2 separate regions of the Homo sapiens genome follow, and region 2 is linked to region 1. A link is an interaction called in ENCODE POLR2A ChIA-PET data of the cell type or tissue named here. Cell type or tissue: PC-9. All regions are shown on one strand. Region 1 overlaps CEP43 (centrosomal protein 43). Region 2 overlaps AFDN (afadin, adherens junction formation factor).

What was found. ChIA-PET counts read pairs that join two places held together with the same protein. Peaks named below come from ENCODE experiments on the same cell type or tissue, not always from the same donor. Only the 100,000 strongest peaks of a DNase experiment are listed, where the experiment ranks them.
Region 2: POLR2A ChIA-PET joins it to region 1 with 5 read pairs; 1 of 35 experiments calls an interaction of 5 or more read pairs at or near these places.

What each region holds. Positions count from the first base shown.
Region 1 is chr6:167,001,569-167,004,068 of GRCh38, forward strand. CEP43 (centrosomal protein 43) reads left to right here. Exons shown (of 13, transcript NM_007045.4): 3 at 1,625-1,679; 4 at 2,155-2,243. Among named protein-coding and RNA genes, the nearest start is that of CEP43, 3.4 kb to the left of the region's middle. In PC-9, no CTCF peak of the experiment used is centred here; no DNase peak of the experiment used is centred here.
Region 2 is chr6:167,848,691-167,851,190 of GRCh38, forward strand. All of the region lies in intron 1 of AFDN (afadin, adherens junction formation factor), which reads left to right. Among named protein-coding and RNA genes, the nearest start is that of AFDN, 23 kb to the left of the region's middle. In PC-9, no CTCF peak of the experiment used is centred here; a DNase peak (open chromatin) is centred at 1,341; H3K4me3 peaks cover 1,071 bases; H3K27ac peaks cover 2,500 bases.

The DNA of each region.
Region 1 (2,500 bases):
TCATGCATGTTTCTTTCCCGAGCTTCAGACCTGTATGTTAAACTGCCCACTGTATTATGCCCTTAATGGGACCATCATTTATCTGGCAAGAAATCTAAGCGTTTCTTAGGCCTTGCTCTTCTTTCCACCTGCTCAGCCATCACCTGGCTCTGTGTCTGTCAGGTGTGTATCTGAAGTGTCCCCAAGGGAGTGCTCTGCTGCCTCCTTTGTGCTTGTTTCTTCTTTTCCAGATTGCCTTATCCCCTTCCTACTTGCCAGTCTCCGTTTCCGTGGTGTCCCTCACCATCTCCCTGAAGTCCTTTTTCCACATTGCTCCTAGATTGGCTGTTTATAGTACACATCTGATCTGTCCCTCCATTCTCTTAAAATATTTCAGTTGACTCCCTATCTTAGAATTCCCTGAACCAGCCTACCAACTACCTTGAGGATCTCTCCTCTCCTTGTCTTTTATTTTAACAACTTTATTGAGGTAAAATTGACCTATAGTAAAGCTAAAGTATTTAATATGTACAATTTGATTTTTAATAGTTAATTTATGCAGCTGTGAAATGATCATCACAATCAAGGTACTGCGCATATCCTTCAAACTTTTGACCTTCAAAAGTTTTCCTTGTGCCCCTTATGTAACCCTCTCCCCCACCCCAAACCTTTTTAAGAATTATATAAATGGAATCGTATAGTAGGTACTCTTTTTTTTTGGTCTGTTTCTTCAACATAATGCATTTGAAATTCATTCATGTTGTGGTATGTATTAATAAATCATTTCATTAATACATTGTACAGATATGACAGTTTAGCCATTACCTGCTGACAGACATTTAGGCTGTTTCCAGTTTTTGAGTATTACAAATAAGGTTTCTGTGAACAGTCACATACAAGTCTTTGCTTGGATCTGTGATTTCTCTTGAGAAAATATGTAGAGGTGAAGTGACTAGGTCACATGCTAGGAATATTTGTGACTTTTAAGAAACACTACCAAATTGCTGTCCAAACTCGTTATGCCATTTTGCATTCCCATCAGCAGTGTATGAGGCTGCCACTGTAGCAGCAATTAATGTGGTCTTAAGGAAGCTTACCATGTGCTACCTACTGTAGCCTCTTCTCAGCAACAATCACAGGCTTGATGGTCTAGAAGTATTTTTTCCATACTTATTCAAATAAATGTATAATTACAAAAATAAGTTGGCCTATGGGCCGCATAAGATCATCTCACATTTCATGGATAAACTGGGAATTACAAGTGTATAATTAAATTCCTGTTCATAGTAAGTATGCTATAAATGGTAGATACCTGAGATGACAAAACTTTTATCAAACTTCATGTATTTGAAATAATAAACAGTTGTTGACATTTAATTGTATTTCACACAGGTATTTGAAAATATCTAGCTTCAAAAGCAGTTTATAAAACATTTAAAAATTAAAAATACAAATCTTCATATATGGTTTTGTTATATTAACTTTGAGAAATTACTAAATAGCACAAAGTAAGTCCTGTAGTAATTAACAGTTGTAGAATGGATTTTGTAAAACCATAATTTTATCAATGAAAACGTTAAACTTTATATTTTGTAGTTGTTTTTAGGGTAAACACATGACACTTAAATTTTTTTTTTTTTAACAGAACAAAACTCCTTTAGTTAATGAGAGCCTGAAAAAGTTTTTAAATACCAAAGACGGTAAGATGTTCAGTTTGTTCTTGTTTATCTATCTCTGAATTTTTGAATCTTGATACCATTTGGGAGAAATCAGGAATTTCAGGGCTTTTTTTTTGTCTTCAATTGTTATAGGTCCTCATTTTAAAATAATATTTTATTGTACAACAATCGTGTTGCTATTACATATTTTTGGATTTGGGATGTTGTTGCTTAAAGCCAGTTTTACTACAAAAAGCCAATATTAACCATTAAAAAGCGAAACACTGAAATCTATGAGATGATTGTCTTACAGTTAGTTACAGACTGATGATCCCAGTGAAAAAATCAGGAGATTGAGATTTTCATTACTTAATCATATTATTCAAAGAGGAAATTTGTAACTTAAAAAATTTAGAAACCTTTCTTCCATTAATTTAGTGTATCTATTTCATAATGTTAATTTAAAAAATTCAGTTTTTGAAGATTTGCTTACTTACCTTTTTCTTGATCTTTATAGGTCGTTTAGTGGCTAGTCTTGTTGCAGAATTTCTTCAGTTTTTTAACCTTGACTTTACTTTGGCTGTTTTTCAACCTGAAACTAGCACAGTAAGAATAATGATTTTTACATCTATCTTTTGAAACCTTTGATACAAATGAGTTAATATTAAGCTGAAAGTTAATAGAATTTGACAACTGATAGTTTTTTACATTTAGATTATTTTTGGTAGTTGATTATCTGTTTTTCTTAAAAGCCATATGAGCTTTCAGATAGCTGGCACCAGTGTTGCTGCTTTGTGTTACTTGAAAGCTTGCTAATAAAAGTGTTACTATAGAGTTAATTTTGATACGATGTTAGAGTGCAC
Region 2 (2,500 bases), 850 kb after region 1:
TTCACCCTCCTCAATATATTCAGATTTGTTGATATGCTCTAAAGTATTTGAAATAATAATTTCAATTTGTTACCCTGATTTCCGTCGGTGAGCATGTTTTCATATGTTCATCTAGCCTTTACTTCCCTTTAATTGGATTTCTCTTTTTTACAGACTCAGCTGTGTATTAAACAGAATGTTCATTTTGTATTATTGTATAGTACAATGATTACTGATTGTTTAGTCTGCCATACTGCTGGAACTGGGTGTTTTCCACCCTTATTTTTATACAGCAGGATGAGACGCAGTGCCGCATAGTGGTTGAAAGTGACTTGTTTCAAAATTGCCAGAGTATGAATTCTGGCCCACTGGTATTAGCTCTGTGAACATGGTCCACTTACTTGATCTTCCTTAGGCCCCGTTTCTTCATCTGTAAGACAGGAACAGTAATAATACCTACCTTATGGGGTTGTTGTGAAAATTGGAGTAGATAACGCATAAAAAGTACTTATTAGCACAATGTTTAGCATAAGGCAGGCATTTATACTGTTGTTATTTGTAGTGCATTGTCATCATTAGTATTTGTGGGTTTTTTCTTTCCCTTGATTTTATATGTTTATCTTTGTATCATGTAATGTAACTTGTGGGGGGGGAGAGATTTCCAGCAACATGTTTAGGTTTAGTATTGTATGTTCTAGGTTGACTCTGCATTCTTGTTTGTTGCCGTTTCTTATTTTGTGTTCAATTATAGCTAGAAATGATAGTACCTTCTTCAAAAGTATCCTTATATGAGATTTTTTTGAACAGTGTAATGTTATAAAAACCCAATCAGTGATTTTGAGGTTTTTGTTTCATGGAACTTTACACATCTTACCATATTCTTATCATATTCTGTATCCCTGTCTTTGAGTTCATGCCTATTGTGTATTCCATTACTTACCTAAAGAATTTGTTTCAGAATGTACTTTTTAGAAATCTATATGTGTATGTGTTAGCCTAGGATATTTATTTAACAGTATAGAAGATTCTCAAAAACAGGAGTTAAGAGTATTATTCTAGTGAACAGAGTGTTTCCATAAAATTAAATGAGAATCTACTTCACTGATTGGTTCTTTTCACCATGATTCTGTTTTGCAAAGAGAATTAATTAAGAAAACTTAATTGAACAGTGAGCTGGTTTCATTAGTGTCACTTTTCCTGTCGAGGTTCTAGGTTCCTTTTGTAAGTTACTACTGATAAGAATCCTCCTAAACAGCTTGACCTCCTTTCAGAAGTCCGTGTGCTGATTTACACAGCTTACCTTTTTGTTTTTCTCATGCCTGGTACTAAGTGACATTCCAATCTGCTGTAGTCATTTGGTAATGCAAAGAGTGAAACTGGAAGGGTAGGCAGGAGGTACCGGTTGGCACCAAATATGCAGTTCAAGATCACTCATGATACCAGGGAGAGAATGTCAAATACTTGAACCAGAACAACACATTGTTTTAGTTTGTAAAATTCCAGTTATAAGGCAGTAATAGTCATGTTACTCTACCTCAAAATTATTTTCTTTCTCATTTGTTCTTTTCACCTCTGTCCCAACCCCCCTCTCGCTCATGGATGTGTTTTGTGTGAAATGTGAAAGGTCTTAAGATAGTGGAGGCTTGAAAAAACTGCCTGTGTTTTAAAATGTGCTTGTGTTTGTTTCCTAATGCAGTACTTTGAAGATATTTTAGGTTTAGGTAAGTTGCTTTAAGTTTTTTTTTCTTAATTGGAGTAGGTTGAGTGCTGTGAATTCAATTTTTAGTGTACTATAAAAAGATAGATGGAAGCACTTTGATTATAGGAAGTTTCTTTGAATCATTTGCTATAGTTTGAGTGTTTACTTTAATGTGAAACTCACTGTAAATCCAAGTAAATGCTGATCTACCAATGTTCATGTATATAATTTGTATGGTACATTATCTTCATCGTTCAAATTTAGAACCTTCTTATTATTTCACATACTTAAAGAAGAATCTTAGTTGCAGATTCAAGATGAAGATTATAAAACATTTTCTTGGGTTTTCTTTCAGTATTATAATTTTGAGGCTGAATTTAAGAACATGGTTATTTTCTGTAGACACCAAAACATTTTATAATTTTGTGTATAGGTTGATTTGGGTAGATCAGTTATATCACTGGAAATGATTTCAACTCTCAGAAATTGTATTTCAACAATATAATTTTTTATTGTGTGTGTGTGTGTGTGTGACAAAGTCTTGCTCTGTTGCCCATAGCTGGAGCCGATCTCGGCTCATTGCAACCTCTGCCTCCTGCAAGCGATTCTTCTGCCTCCTGCATTCAGGCGATTCTCCTGCCTCCTGCATTCAAGCGATTCTCCTGCCTCAACCTCCTGCTGGGGTTACAGGCACCCACCACCATGCCCAGCTAATTTCAACAATAGAATTTGAAATATGTATAGTGCCATTCTATTTTTTCTACAAAGTTTGATGGTTTTCATTTTTCACGTCATATATACAGATCTTTAATATATACTCTG